Regions from separate parts of the Homo sapiens genome. Here region 1 is linked to region 2. Evidence: read pairs that join two places in POLR2A ChIA-PET (ENCODE). Cell type or tissue: MCF 10A. All regions are shown on one strand.

What was found. ChIA-PET counts read pairs that join two places held together with the same protein. Peaks named below come from ENCODE experiments on the same cell type or tissue, not always from the same donor. Only the 100,000 strongest peaks of a DNase experiment are listed, where the experiment ranks them.
Region 1: POLR2A ChIA-PET joins it to region 2 with 12 read pairs; 5 of 35 experiments call an interaction of 5 or more read pairs at or near these places.

Annotation. Positions count from the first base shown.
Region 1 is chr14:74,651,068-74,659,067 of GRCh38, reverse strand. It overlaps LOC105370567 (a long non-coding RNA gene), which reads left to right and starts at 1,544. Exons shown (of 2, transcript XR_007064268.1): 1 at 1,544-2,014; 2 at 5,570-8,000. It also overlaps the pseudogene LOC100419503. In MCF 10A, no CTCF peak of the experiment used is centred here; DNase peaks (open chromatin) are centred at 3,317 and 6,327.
Region 2 is chr14:74,567,755-74,575,754 of GRCh38, reverse strand. The region is part of intron 3 of LTBP2 (latent transforming growth factor beta binding protein 2); the gene reads left to right. Among named protein-coding and RNA genes, the nearest start is that of LTBP2, 40 kb to the left of the region's middle. In MCF 10A, a CTCF peak has its summit at 2,224 (motif pointing left); DNase peaks (open chromatin) are centred at 2,204, 2,564, 3,664, 5,244 and 1 weaker place.

The sequences.
Region 1 (8,000 bases), 83 kb before region 2:
TAAGACTATAAAGTATCTTATTTCTGTAAAGATTTTTCCTCCAGATACTCCAAATTGGATCTCCTTTGTTTTTATACCCTAAACCCTAAGCAGTTTTTGTAGGCTGGTCAGCAGGAAATTCTTGAGTATCATGTATGTGTAGTAGTATTAAAAATGACTCAGCACTAAAATGTCTCAAAAATTGTGGAATAGGCTAGTATTTCTAACTCAGAATACTGAGTCTGCACACCACCTAACAGCTATCCCAAAGTTATTGGTGAGCTTAGTTTTTTTTGTTTTTGTTTTTTAGCTTTTATTTGGAGTACAGGAGGGTGGATTTAGAGATCTGCAGGTCATGTTGACCTTGGTTTGTATCCAATAGAGTGGTGCTGCCTAGAGTTCAGATATACCTTGTTATAAATATCCCTTTTTTCCCCTCCCGGATTTAGTTTGCTTTAATTTTGCTCATATAAGGACATTTTATGATAGCCACAGCAGGGACCTGGTTCTCTGGAGTGAATTCAGGTGTGGTCTCTATAAGATGGGCAGTTAATTCCTGGAAGGAGATGTGGAGAACACAGTCTCTTTCCAGAAGTCAAGGAATGATACCTGTAGGTTTTTCAATATGGTATCAGAGGTGGCTTTAGCACAGTTGTTCAGGCTGTCGATATAGCCCTGACTTGTCAATACTAGCCAGCAGCAGCTTCTTAACCATGGGATAGTGGCAATGTTGGTACCTCTAGGGATAGGGATCAGACACACCAGCACAGAATCATAGCATCCAGTCACCTTGCAAGAACAGAGTGGGACTCCCCATCTAGTTCCCCTTGTAGCCTCCCTTCAGGGAGATGATGGATAGTTTATCCAGATGAGGCCTGTGTTGCTATTTCCCTGGAATACCCAATAATAAGCAGGCCACCATGGCTTTTGTAGTCTGTGATGGCTGTGAATGCCTGAGACCAGGTTCACCTGGCAAACCAGGCAAATTTCCAAGTGAGGTTTTAGGAGTTCATCTTTTAGGTATGACTCTAGGAAGAAGTCAGTCTTGGAGGTAGGAGAGGAGGCTTCTTTATAAACCTCATTATGTCCTCTACCAGATGGTCCATCCTGTTGACAGGAATTTACTTGTATCCTATGTTTCTGACTCTAGGGGCCCTGGGCCTCCAGCACTCCTTGCAGGATAGGCATCTCGTGTCACTGGGTGTTTTCTCGAAGAAGGTACCGTTGGACACGTTTGCATCAAGTTTGCAAAATGGGACCCTCAAAGGATAGAAAACCATGAATTGATGGGCTTGAATTTTTTTTGTTTTTTTGTTTTGTTGTTTGTTTTTTTTGAGACAGAGTCTCACTTGGTCACCCAGGCTCGAGTGCAGTGGGATGATCTCAGAGCTCACCGTAACCTTCACCTCCCAGGTTCAAGCTATTCTCCTGCCTCAGCCTCCCGAATAACAGGTGTGTGCCACCATGTCTGGCTAATTTTTGTGTTTTTAGTAGAGACGGGGTTTCACCATGTTGGCCAGACTGGTCTTGAACTCCTGACCTCAGGTATTCCGCCTGCCTCGGCCTCCCAAAGTGCTGGGATCACAAGCATGAGCCATGGGGCCCAGCCAAATGTTCATATTTTTATTTTTAACTCCCGTGGTTCAACTTTGGGCAAGACAACCTTCTTTCAGTATCAGTTTCCTGACCTGCAAAATGATGCTATTAACCAATTAAGAAAATCGACTAATAACTTAAGAGTTCTTGGGAAAAAAGTTTTCCTATATATAGTATGTGTGTTACCATGCTGACTGTGACTTAGGGCCCTGGTAGTTTCTGTAGCAGGAGGCTGTATGGGTCTGGGGGCAGTTGAGAATGCTAGAGTCGATGACTGGTGTGGAAATTCCCAGGGGGTGGTGACTCTGTTTTTCACCTTGCCGTGTCCAGGCAGGCCAGAGAGAATGAGTACTCAAGACACCTGGCCCAAACATTCATGAAGAAGACACCAAGTCAGAAGAGACTTCCTCCTTTGCATGATCCTGTAAGGACGGAAGAGGTATTTGAGGGAGCTGTATCTCAATCCTATGTCATGTGGTAGGAACCTTGACTTCCTTTAATTCACCTGATTACTGAATCATGATAATAGCTACCATTTTTTTTTTTTTTTTTTAGCTCTTCCCATATGCTAGGAGCTTTAGTATTTATTGTCTCATTCACAACAACCCTGCAAGGTATGTCTTGTTTTCTCCATTTTACACAAAACACAGTTGAGGCACACAGAGGATAAGTAACTGCCAAGGTTTCTTAGCTGGCAAGTGGTAGAGCTGTATTTGAACATGGGTCTGTTTCGTGTCGAAGCCCAAACTCCACATTTCTGGTTTGTCTCTAGCAGATTAGTTTAGACTAAGAAACAGCCCAGGCACTGGGCCACTGTGCTCGCTGACTCTGCCTTGTTCACTTGGTGATGCTGTGTGTGACAGATTAACACTTTATACCTTGGCTTACCTATCAGTCACTTGGGGATTTGGGATTTATGGGAAAAGGCCCTACTCATGCAGGGTAGAGAGATTTTAAGAGATACAGCTATTAGTAATGGCTTTAGAATCTTTTGCATGTAGAAAGTTCCTTAGACTACCAACTAATGAGCAAAGTGACTTCCAAGTTTAAGTGAATTCTATATAAAGAATACAAGACACCCTTGAGGATATAACTGAGGAAAAAGGCCCTGAAATTTTAGTATCCTTGCTTTGGTGGAAACTCAATAGGTATCAAATGAAATAATGAGGTCAGATATGTTACATAATACCCTGATGTTTATCTCTGGTAATTAAGTCTGCAGAAAAAGACTTATTGGAATAAATCTTTTGTCTCTAAACTCTGCTCATATGAAATAGCACCATTTGGCAAAGGCCAAATTCCTGGTGGATATCTCACTGAGGAAGCAAACATTTTCAAGAATGCCAGAGTTAAAGGGAGACAACACACACCCTAAACAAGACTGTGAAGATACTATGAAACTATTCTGTTGAAACCATAAGCATAGTATCTTTTCCAGGGTGAGGGGGTTTCTGTAACTCTCTTGAGTGAAGTCGCTCTTTCTGCAACCCCCCACTTCACCTGCATTATGGATTTGCACATAAAGGAGTTTTTCTGAATCTTCCCTTCTTCTACAGACCAACAATGTTTCCTCTCTCCTCAGAACTCCCACTTGAGGGAGTTGCCAAGACATTCCTCTGTTTGCCCATTAGCAGAGTCAGGGATATCAGAGTATTTGCAAGCCAGCTAGAGAGCCTTTGATGGCTTTTATGTTATGTTGAAAACAAAATGTTGTGTTATTGTGCAAGAGGAAGATTATGTGTGTGTCATCATTTTGTGCTTGGTCTCCTACGTCCAATCCTGCTCTAAGTTGTCATTTCATTTCCTAACCTCCTCCCCTCCCAGTCAGGTATTTCTGTTCCATCCCTGGGTTTGTAGCCTCCCTTTTTTTTTCTTGAGTTCTGTGCAGCTCTGCATTTCAGCAGACGTTTCCTATGTATCAAGCACTGTGCGGGGAGCTAGGGACACACAAGGTAGAATGTGATCCTGGCCTCTGAGAAGCTTACAATCTTGGGAGACAGATATAAACAATCTATTTTCCTTAGAGTTTCCTTCTCCTGAAGCTTGGGCACCCAAACCCATCACCACTGTCCCCCCCTTCAATAGTTTCTCCTGTTTACTTGGTGGGGAGCATTTCTTTATGTATTTGGAGACTTTCTATATTATAGAGTTGCTGTTGCTACAAGTGAAATTAGTCTAGCTTCCTACAGAGAGGGAAGTTACTCTCTCCCTGTTGATTTTCAGAGAAGAAAGAACCCTTGTAAAGATAGATTCCAAACCAAGAGACCCAAGGAGCAAGCGCATTATTGTGCCATAAATAGGCCATCACTTGGGCAGGTCCTGGGACAGCCTGGGAAAGGGGACTCGGTAATCTTAGGGCCCACTCTCCCTTTAATCTGCTCTCCCAGACAAAGCAGACCGGAAGTGTTGACTTTGGCAATAGGGAACTGGCCAATAGCCTGCAGCTCAGTGAATGAAATTAGAATCTTGAGTGGATGGGGAGAGGGAGGTATCTCCAACACTAATAGCAATCAAAGGGTTTGTGCTATGGTTATAATCAGTGTGGCAGAGGAAAGTCAAAGGAATACCATTTCCAATAAACTCAGAGGCGTGAAAAGGCAAATCAATTTTATGAACACCCATGAAATTGGTTGGTTGTGACCACTATGGGTGGAAACACTGAGCTTCAGTGGAATTTCCCTTAATATTAAACCAGGAAACTAGAGTCCCTGGTTATCTCTCTGTCGTATACAGCAGCTGACATCTATTCCTCCTGGGGATTGGGCAGATCTTAAAGTTGATGTCCTAAGCTTCTGACTGGGATCACAGCTCTGGATAGGGGTTGGGTCAGGCCATCGCCTTTAGAAAACCAGTTATTTAGCCTCTCTTTCCAATGGGATTTCTCTGAAACCTTGTTCATGATGATGCCAACTTGTGTCTCCTTGAAAAATCAAAACAATGGAATTAAACTTGGGTGTTCTCCTATAGATCTAGCATTTTATGTCACAGTCAGGGTAGACAAATGTGCTGTTGGCTCCTGGCAGGCTCATGTGCAGCTCTGGAGATGTTCTAAAGTGGGTGCAGTCAACAGCCACCCATCTGCATACTCCGCAGTGGTCTGGTTTAACAATTCTGACCTATCATCCCTCTAAACCTTGAAAACTCTGTGGTCTTGGCGTCCAAGCCATGTCTTCCAGTAGACTCTCACACCCAGAATCAGCAAAACCTCTTTTGTCAGACCATATCTTGAGTTTAGGCTTCAAAAAAATGGCATCGTGGGTTAGCTTTGTGGGGCGGGGTGAGTAAAACTCCAGTCCTGACTTTTAGGGGTATGGCTGGTCTTGGGGGCTTGGCATGGTGGGAAGAAGGGGCCAAGATAGTGGTTGGCATGAGGATATGGAGAACTTTGGAAGCAGAGCCAGAGACTCTGAGGATTGAGGCCCAGGAAAGTTTGGCACGAGTAACAGCTGGGTATTTAACCAGGAACAGTCACTCTATTTTTCTGAGCCTTGGCGGTATGTCAGAGCAACAAGCAGCTCTAGCAGGGTCTACGTCCTTCCTATTGTCTCCACCCCAACCTCACTCATCGTCCCAAACATCTGCTTCCAATTCGGGCCCTTGCCTTCTTGTCTGATTCCTGTACAAACCGCGGGTGGCACGGGTGAGGGGCAGGTCTGCAGGTGTGGACTGGGGAAGAAGAGGAAGGCTCTGGAAGAAGCTGCTTACAGGTTTAGTTTCAGGTCCTGATGAAGGAGTAAGGATTTGATCTATTAAAAAATTTTATATTTGTGTGTGTGTGTGTATACAAAATGTAAACAGTAAGTTGTTTCACTTCCTGGGTAAAAGTAACAATCTGAGGGAGGGAATTGGGACCAGCTGGAGAAGTCTCTGCGCCATCACATGGCCTGCTTTTCAAAGGCAGCACAGAGTCACTCCAGAGGCAGCAAACTGAAGTGATTAGTGCCCACAAGGAGCAGCCGAAGGTGCTAATGAGGTATTAACACCGCTTCTCCAGCTAGCAGCTGTGGATACTCCGAACAGACCAGTGAGGCAGAGCAGCAAAAGCAGCCTGGAACTGGAGGCGGCCAGGAGAGGAGCAGCAAGCCGGTGCCCACAGTCAGCCACGGCACCCTCAGCAGGCCCATTAGGAGGAATTGAGAAGCTTCTCCAGTGTTTGCCCTAAAATCTCAATCCATTTTAAGTGACAGAAAGTGACAAAAAACACCCCAGAGGAAAATACTGGGGCCTAAGGGAGTAATCTCAGAACTCTTGTAATAATAATAATAATAGCAGCCAACATCTAATACATGCTTACTCTGTGCCAGGCCCTATTCTAAGCACTTTGTCTGTGTTAATTCATTTAATATTCACATCATTCTATAAGCTGAAGACAATCATTATTCCCATTTTACAGATGAGGAAACTGAAGTACAGAGAAGTAAGTTGCGCAGGATTACATGTCCAGTGGATGGATGTAGGTGTCAAATTGGCTCTGACACGTTTTCTCACACAAGCCCAAAGGAGGTGGAGTTAGGGGCAGGACAGACAAGTCTGGAGAACACTGGTAAGAGAGTTGCTAGTGTTCTGTTCATCCTCTAACCCAGGGAGACATTGTGTAGGTCTGTGACTTCTGGGACCCCAGGGAGCCAGTCTGGCCGGCACTTCTTTGTCCAGTCCTGCTGCCTGGTGCCTCCTGAGGTTTCTGTTTCCCAATCAGGGTACGGGTTCCATTCTCCACCTCCCTCTCCAGGGCAGGAGGCACCCTCCATCCCTCAATCCAAATAAGCTGGGAGAGATGCCTCAGGGAGTTGGCCAGGCTCCAGGCCCCTGATGGGAAGTGGAAGAAGACACTTACTAAAGGGCAAGATCTGGCCAAGACCTGTGGGCTACCAGGATCCCCATTAAACTTCAAAGCTGAGCGCTGAGGCCGAGCCCATCATTTGACTGGCAACTCAGGAGCTGGTTGGACAGACCAGCTCACCGTGGCGGGCCTCTGTCTTGCAGAGAAGCAACCGTGTGGATAGTGACAGGCCACAGGCCTCTTCCAGCTGTTGCTTCCAGGGCTGAGCCAGAGGCCACTTTCCATGGGCACAGCCCATTTTTACTAAGATGAAAGGTTCTAGGAGGCTTACCTGACCAGGCCAGAGGCCCAAGGACGGTGGCTGTGAAGCACCACCAGCTCTCAGTGAACGTGGTCTGAACCATCTCAGCTCGTTCCTGCCTTTGTTCCTTTACTTGTTCTGTGCACTCTGCAAGGAATGAGGCCCATCCCGTCCTTCCTCCCTGCTACCTCCCCATCCTTCAAACCTGGCTCGTGCCAGAGGATATGAGGATTAAATAAGAGAACTCATGAAAAGTGCCGGTACTGTGTCTGACACTAAGTGTAAAAAAAAAAATTAGTAGTTAGCAATAGTAAACCACTATCCACAGTTGTCTTTGGTTATGTTGTGGATTTGAATTTGGAAGATCTGGGTTCAAATTTCTGACTTGCCACTGCCTAGGTGTATACTCTGCATAAATTGCTTAGTCGCTCTTAACTTTAACTGGGAAATAGTGATTCTAACAACGTACAAGTGTACCCGACAGAGGGCACGTAAAGCTTAAATGAGACAATGGATGTGAATAGTGTTTTGTAAATCACAAAACATCCTCTTAATTCCAACATTGCCTCTCCCACGTCCACTGGTACTGACCTTGGCCTGACCTGGGTATAGCTAAATTCCTTTGCTCTTCCATTCAGCAAAGACAAACCAAGAATTTTTTCAGAAGAAACTTTGGTTTAAAAAATTAAAGGACTAAACTAAAGGAAAATGCAAAAGAAGAGGAGTGATTGGGCTTTTGGAATACTGATGTCTCCTGCTACTAAGTCCAACCTCAGGGGCCAAACTCACTGTCAGTTATGGCCATAGTTACCATTTGCTCTCCCTCCTCAGTCTTGCCAGGGTCTTCCTGACATGGATTCAGAGTTGAAGGGCACTGAGGAAATGAAGAGCCCAGAACAATTCTGAGCCACCCTCCTCCCTTACACACACACCCAGGATGTGGCTAAAACTTACAGACCTTAAAATATTATGTGCCCAAGCCTCACAGCAAGTCCAGCTACCAGAGGCCAGTTTCCTGAGAAGCTAATGAGGCTTACATTGAGGGCCGCTCACCTACAGGAGTTCCTTCCAAGGTCATATTTTTTTTCAAAGTCATAGTATTTGCTAAGGTAAAAACAACAAACAAACAAAAAAAACCAAAAAACTATAGCTAGGTGTGGTGGTATGCACCTGTAGTCTCAGCACTTGGGAGGCTGAGGCAGGTGGATCAATTGAGCCCAGGAGTTTGAGAGAGTAGTGCACTATGATCACACCTGTGAATAGCCACCACACTCCAGCCTGGGCAACATAGCAAGACCCTGTCTCCTCCCAAAAAAATTTAACTGTAGTCAGTCTCCACCCTGA
Region 2 (8,000 bases):
ACCCACGCCCCATCTCCCTGCTGTTGCAGAGGGTAGGTTCTAGAAATGTGGATGGGCCACACTAAGGCTTGTGGAGGGTCCCTTGGCACTCAACCTCTGCCAGCCCCAGTGCATCCCTGTCCAGCAGAGACTATTTGGAGTGGCCAGATGGGTCTGAGGCACTGTGTTCCAGCCAGGCAGGGGAGGGACGCCTGCTGTTCTGCATTGGACCTTTCAGCTGTTGGACACAACACCAGGGGTTGTCCTTCACATTATAGTCTCTGTGACAGGTAACCCAAGAGTTGTGCAGTGCACAGCCTGTGCAGCTGTATGTGGTGATACTAGACCTGGCTTCTTTCTGGGAAGGAGAGAGATGTCTCCTATTTCCCTTACAAAGTGTATTGCTTCAAGGCCGTCCTTTCCAGCTGGGTTTGGCTGTTGAGGTCCCTTCGAGGTTCCCCTGAAAGGGGGATGGATCTCTGGGCCTTTGTAGTGTTAACGTGCATCTCTCCAACCCACACAAATACCTGAGATCCATGGAGGTCAGGCCCTGAGCAGGCCACGGCTGGCCTTAGGGGGTACAGGTGTGGGATGATAAAAAGACTCCAGCTCTGGGCAGATGTAGCCCAGGGCACACGGTCTAGCTATGCTTTGATCCGGAGCCTAGAAGTCCCAGGAGAGGTTGTGAGGAAGGTGGGGGCCAGTGTGCCTTCCTTCTTCTGCGTGATAAAGCCGGCAACCTCTTCCTTTTCTCATGCTGGGCACAGAGCAGACATCTCTGGGTTGGTGAGGATGCCGAGCTCAGGCCTCTGAGTGCTCAGGGGAGGAGGCCCCGCCTTCTCCCCACATGGGGCACTGGGCAGATTCAAGGGAAATGGTGTCTGCTTTCTACACACTTCCTCCTACCTTCCCCCTTCTCCCATTTGAGCCTGAAGGCGGACATCTGGCCCAAGAAGATCTCAAACTCTCTGATGACAACCTAGTGACTCCCTTTTTTAGTATTCTCCCAGAGCTGAGGAATATATGGACCGCATCCTGGGTTTGGTTTCAGGAGAGGACTCCTCCCAGCCCTGCCCCAGGTCCAGCCCTAAACAAATCTCTGAGATACGAGCTATTCACCTTCTGTCCTCCCAGAGCCTACAGTTCGGTGATGGGGAAAGCTACCTTTTCCAGTTCATCATCATCATCTTCATCATCAGTAGGATTTATTGCACCCTGCTGTGTTTCAGGCATTGTGCTAGATTCCTACCCTATTCTTTTCCTCCTTGCTGTCCCCACTTTAGAGTCACCAGCTCAGTGACATGCAGGACATGGATGTTGTACAAATGTCTTTTGGTCAATTGTGTCGTGTCCAAATAGTGGAGTATAAATGGCATAGCACAGGGACCAGCACCCAGGAGCACAGGGGTGCAGAGGTTCCCCAGAGCTCATCATGGCCTTAGTGGTGTGCTTAGAATTATGGTTACCATGGCGGAAGTTTGGGTTAAGATTGACTAGCACTAAGGTTGTGGTTAGGGTGACATTCTATTTAACAGTACGGTAGTGGTTAGGGTAAGATTAGAGGAATAACTTTAGCAGTGCAGCATTAGGGTGAGGTTTTAATCTTAGGATTGTGGTCAGGGTTGGGTTAGGGTTATGCTAAAGTAACATTTAGGACTGTGGGTGTTTTCGATTGTATGTGTGGTTGTTGTTCTAACCCACCATTGATGGAGCCTTATTGAATAAGCTGACAGTTTACAGGCACCACCTAATTTAATACTGGGGACAGCTCGGCACAGTGGCTAAGAGCATGGGCCACGAGTCAGACAGATCCCGGTTCCACTTGACTCGGTTACTCCCCAGTCGTGCTATCAAGTGTGTTCTTTCACCTCCCCGAGTCTCAATGTGAAAGACTGATGATACCAATACTGGCTGCGCAGAGCTGTGGTCAGAATAACACAAAGGAATGTGGATAAAGTGCCGGCTCACATAGGTAAGTGCTCAGTACTCGATAGCAAATACTTTTTCTTGTCTGGGTCAGTTAGAGTTCCAGCAGGAAAGGGATGGCACACTCGATGTATTTATTTACAAAAGCACTGGCAGAGTCAAGAGAAAACAATGAATAATGGTGGAGTATCCCAGGGTAGTTACGTAGGCAAGCTCTTACCCTCCAGGTCTAAAGGGGCAAGGGACCAGCAGTCATAAGAACCCAGGGTAGCTCAGGCTATAGGAGAGGGCCATGGACAGGGCTGCGGCCTCTGGTGGAGGAATGCAGCCACTGCTCACCTGCAGTACCTGTTGCGAGGGAGCTGGGAGGATCTGCACCTCCACTCACCCTTCTCCTGCCCTCTGACCTCCTGCCACAGTTCCCCACTGATGGAACTGGACCAGAAGGCAGAGGGCAAAGGAATCTCCCAGGACTCAGAGTGGGATGGAGAGGGATCCAGGGGCAAGTGGAAGATCTTCAGCACATTTGCCAGTCCTTGCCATGACCCTGTGAGGAGGGTATTCCCATGACTCCCACTTTGCAATGAGGACACTGAGGGTAAGGGCGATTCCAGCCTAGCTCTCCTCGACTTCAGAACTTGTGATTATAGTCATTGTGCGAACCAGCCTCCAGGGCATGTGAGCGTAGGCAAGTGCGGAAACATCCAGCTTGGCTTGGAAACTGCAGAGTACTGGGTTAGGCAAGGTATCCAGCGTCTTTTCAGAAAACTACAGAAGTCGGTGAGAGCCTGGAGCAGCATTCGGCCTCATTAAAATGTTAATGTATACAGTTTCCAGCACCGGACTTAAAATAACTAGTGACAATAAACATTTCAAGCTTGTAGCTATGTTCATAGCATCTAGCCAACTTAAATCCTGTAGGATTTTTGTTTGAAAGGAAGAGGCTGGGAGCAATGAAGCAAGAAAAGAGAGGAAAGACTGGCAAAGCTCTTTTTCAGATGGCCCAGGGAAGGTTCGCCCCATCCGGCTGCTTTTTACAGAACTGGCTGCTCACTCAGTGAGGGTCTCCCTCTGCGGGGGTATGTGTGTGTATGCGTGTGTGTGTGGCGGGGCGTGGGTGGAAGCTGTGGAGAGAACATGTCTCAAAAGTCATAATGGAGATTTTTTCAGGCTCCGTGAATTCTCCTTTTGAGCTCAAGTTTTTCAAATATGTATCAGGTTTCACCTCTTGTCCAGGACATAAAGGAGGTTTCTGATTTATGGGTCCGGTAGTTTTTCCAGTTACTCCATCTTTAAATCTGCCATCAGTTAATTAATTTGCCACGGTCAGAAAAGGCACTGTGAGCTTCCCAGGTGAAAATAACTTTAGCAAAGTATGATCACAGTTTAAAAAAAAAAAAAAGGGAGGCATTCTGAAACATACACTTGTTTCCACTTGTGAAATTAACTGAATCAGTGTCTCGGCACTCCTCCTCCTCCCCCTGTCATGGCGCATGCACACACACACACTCTCTCTCTCTCTCTCTCACACACACACACACAGACACACACACACACACACACACCCCACCTCTGCAGAAGGGCTAAAGGGGAAGATTTAAACCTGGCAGGATAATTTCCCAGAAAAGGATTAGAAGGGGAAAATGGATTAACTGCAAAGTCATCTGATGACTGTGTTGTATGAGGCTGCTTGGGACCCAGAGGGGTGTATTCGTCTGTCTGTGTCTATCTGTCTGCAGATGACACCGGGAAGATTGCTAAATGATTCCCAATAATGAAATGTGAAAACACATAGTTGCTTTGCTAGCCACATAGCTGTGGTTTTGTGTCTGTGATTCATGGTGGAAGTGAGTAGCTGCGACAAGCATTCTGTGGGTTTTTTTTTTTCTCCTTATTTCTCCTACAAAAATATTTGTGAAAGGTCTAAAAGGAAGTGGAGTACTTTTTGAAAAGAAAAAAAATCCCTGTTCCTTGCAAAACAAAGATTACAGATGAAAACTTCTGGAGCTACCACATTTCTGCTTCCAGATGTCGCCTACGCTGCATTTTCCTCCTGGAGCCTCAGCCCTGCCCACGATGTAACATGTCCACCCGCGAGTGCCCGCAGCAGAGGCCACTTGAGGGAGTCTGCATCTGCAGGGGTCTGGCGGTATCCTCTCAAGACCCCAGCCAGGCCACGCCCTTCCAGGGGAGAAAAATTAATTCCACATTTCTTTCTTTTTTGATGTTCTTGGGACAAGGTCAGAGGCTCCACAAAATGCAGTAGCGTGTGAGGGCAGAATTGTGAAATAATTTATGTCTTAAATAAACCTGAGTTTGAATCTCAGCTCCACCACTTAGCTATGCAGCCTACAGTGAGTGATTTAACCTTGTGAGCTTCAGTGTTCTCATCTGTAGGCTGGGGATGATCATTGCTACCTTATGGAATTGTCAGAAGGATTGACTAATCCACGTAAGTGCATCTGGCACATTTTTGGTCCTCTATAAATGACACCCAGTCTTTTTTGGTGGGGAGGAGGATGGAGTCTCGCTCTGTTATCCAGGCTGGAGTGCAGTGGCATGACCTCGGCTCACTGCAACCTCTGTCTCCCAGGTTCAAGCAATTCTCCTGCCTCAGCCTCCTAAGTAACTGGGGAATTACAGGTGCCCACCACCATGCTCAGCTAATTTTTGTATTTTTAGTAGAGACGGGGTTTCACTATGTTGGCCAGGCTGGTATCGAACTCCTGACCTCAAGTGATCCGCCCACCTCAGCCTTCCAAAGGGCTGGGATTACAGGCATGAGCCACCGTGCCCACTCTTTTTTTTTTTTTTAATATAAAGAAAAGTGGTTTATTTGGTTCATGGTTCTGTACATTTGTTCAAAGTCTCACCGTACCCACTCTTACTTGTCCCCTGCCTCGGGGGTTATCTGAGCCTTTCAGAAATGCAGCAGCGGTCATCAGAAACTTTGAGAATTTGCCCAGAGCACTTGAAGGTGTTTCCAGACCTGGGAGGTTTCTGGTCACAGCCAAGGGTGAGCAGCAGGGTGGGGAAGGGAATCTCATCCCCCAGAGGCAGACAGAGCTCAGCCTGAAGACCCTGGCCCAGCACTTCCCTGCTGGGGATGACCCCGGGCAAGTTAGCAGGCTCCCTGTGCTTCAGTTTTCTCTTCTGTAAAATGGGGACACTAGTTCCTGTATCATAGGGTTGCTGTACTAATCAAGTAAATAAAAAAATAAAATGCCTTAGCAGAGGCCTGGCACATCATAGGTTGACAGATTTGGGCTGCTAGATTGCTGAATGGAAGCTTTCCAGGTTGGGGCCCTAGTTCCCATAGAAATCTCCTTTTGTTTATGGCCCCGGGGTAAATTTCCAGCCCCTGTGAGAGCGGAAAGGGCAGGCTGGGACTTTGGCCAGTTCCTGAAAGTGTATCTTTGACCCAGGTCCCTAGCTGCCTTAGTCTACAGTGTGCTTGTCGGGGCAGGCCCACGAGTGGGGTAAACACATCTGGAGTCAGGCCTGTGTTTGCTGTTCAATAAGCCAGACCTGCTAAGCTTGTGCATGGGCATGTGTGGGGGCGCATCATGGAGGGTGGAAGGGTCCTGAAGGCCATGAGCTGGGAACTCAAGGGTTCAGGAGGTGAGCATCTCATGGCCAAGTTAGTGGTGGTGAGATGTTTGTATACCAGGTTTGCTGTGGCTTTGGGAAAGAGTCCTAGCTCAATCCCCTCAGCCTAGGTGTCTCTCCTCCCCTTCCTCCAGCCCCTCCTCCAATCTCCTGTAGCACTTGCCAGGTCCCTAGGCCCTGCCTTGCATTTTCATTCCCTTTTCATGGCTGCAGCTCTCCAGCCACTTCTGGTTTTCATACACTTCCTTGTAGTTAATGCAGCATCACCATGGCAGCTTGTGGAGGGAGTTTGGCTGCAGTGATGGGAGGGGTGAGATGAGCTTTAGAGCCTGGCAGTCCTGAGCTTTAGGACTGTGGGTTTTGCCGTTCATGAGATACGTGAGCTTGGGCCAGCTACCTTCCTCCTTCATGCCGCAAATTTCTCATAGGTCATAGTGGGGCAGAGACACCTATGTCTTAGGTTCTTGTTAGGGGACCTTTATAAGGTCATGTGTGTTTGGTGCCTGGTGCTCAGCCTGTGTTTAGTAAGTATAGCAATTATTTCATCAAGACAGGTTGTGTGGGAAGGACTCTGACGCCCCAGCAGATACCCAGAGGAAGAGATACCAGTGGACAAATCTCATTATAGTCTGATCTCTGCCCCTCAGCACAGCTGGCTTCTGTCATTGGACCTGGGAGGAGTAACCCCCTTTTGGCATGAGCAGATGCCCTGTTCTAATAGCCAGGGGAAACCCAGGCCTTGATCTGAGCTCCAGCAGCACGTCTGTACACAACTTTAGTCCTTCAGTTCAACATTCCCAGTGTCTGCCCACCCAAAGAACCTGTGCTAAGAGGGGGTCTCCTGCAATTAGACCCCATAACACATTCCAAGTGGTAAGCCAGGAATAAATAACCTTCTCCTGTGTGAATCTCATACTTCCTATTAATCATTCTTCCATTCATTCAGGCCAGTTGGAAGAAAGGATGCTAAAAAGAGGGATGTTCTCTGAGTCGGGCAACTGACAAGGATTTTGTTCAGACTTGGCCACCCTTCTTTCCCTCCCTCCCTCCCTCCCTCCCTCCCTGCTTCCCTTCTTCCCTCCTTCCCTCCATCTCTATCTTCATTCCAGGCACTAGATGACTTGGACCCATGCCTCGCCTCTAAGAGCTCACATCCAGCGGTTTGACATGCTCAAGCAGCTACAGCACACCCAGCCCTTGGGAAGCTTTTGCAAGTGCTCTAGGAGACAAGGAGGGGAGCATCCCTGGGCAGTGTGGGTAATAGGGGTAGGTAGGGGGCCTCCAAGGGGAGTTTTCCATGACTATTTTTAACCTTGTTACTTTCTGGTGAAAACACTTTTTTCAAGGCTTCCTTTTCAAGCATGAGGTTCATAGGATGAGGCCCAGACTGTTGGCCTTCTGTACTAGGTCCCGAAGTATAGTTCTCAAGATGGTGCAAAGATTCGTGGTATAGGCTCTGGAACTAGAATATCTGCAGAATGCCTGTATTTGATTCCTAGTCATTGACTATGTGACCTTAAGTAAGTTACCTAGCTTCTTTATGCCTCATCTGGAAAAGGGATAATAATAATACCTACTTCCTAATTTTAATGGTGGTTAACTGAATTAATATATGTAAAGTGCTTAGCACAGTGCCTGGCATATGATTAGCACTATGTAACTGTTGGCTATTATTATTCTCATCCTTGACTCCTCCTATTTCTCTTTAATCAGACAGGTCTGATTATCCCTGAACACCATGCCAGCACATTCCTGAATATGTCCGTTTATGCTTGTGGCTCTCTCTGCACTCCCCACCCCTTCCTCCGGCTCATGTCTCCCACCCTCTGGAAAGCATTCCCCAGTGATCCAGCCCCACGGCCGCGCTGGAACATGCTGGCTGGACAGCTTACCTGGCCATAAGACTCCTGGCTTCTGCCCCTCTCCTCCATCTCTGCTCTTGGATTGTTATGAAATGCTCGCATGCAGGGGGCTGGCCCGGGGCTGCTGTATATAGTGTACCTGCTGTGTCCTGCACAAGGGTGCCAGGCAGGAGATGAACCCTGGGGCCAAAATCTAGCCTGTGTTCTGCTCACCCAGCACCGGGACCACGCTACATCAGCCTGAAGGAAGTAGGGCAACTTCTGTAAACTGGCTGCCCAGAGAGGCCTCTTGTGATTTGTGCGAAGGCACCAGGTATGCTCGGCCTCTCCCTACCCCCTGCCCCCCAGTCTGGGTGGCAAGCTCTTGGTGGGAAAGATGCCCTTTGCATAATGCCTGATGGGACGGTGCACGTTGGCGGTGGTTGAACGACGAATTCATGAAATCCAGGTTCACCGTGTGCTGACAAGTCTTCCCGAGGGAACTCGGAGCCAGGGGCCTCAGACTGCCTGCGGGCCCTGGGTGGCTGAGGAATGGGGCCCAGCTAGGGCTGGGGAGATGGTTCCAGTGAGGCAGGAGGACTGGGAGAAGCCATGGAGAAGTCTGAAGTTGAGTGTGAGAAATAT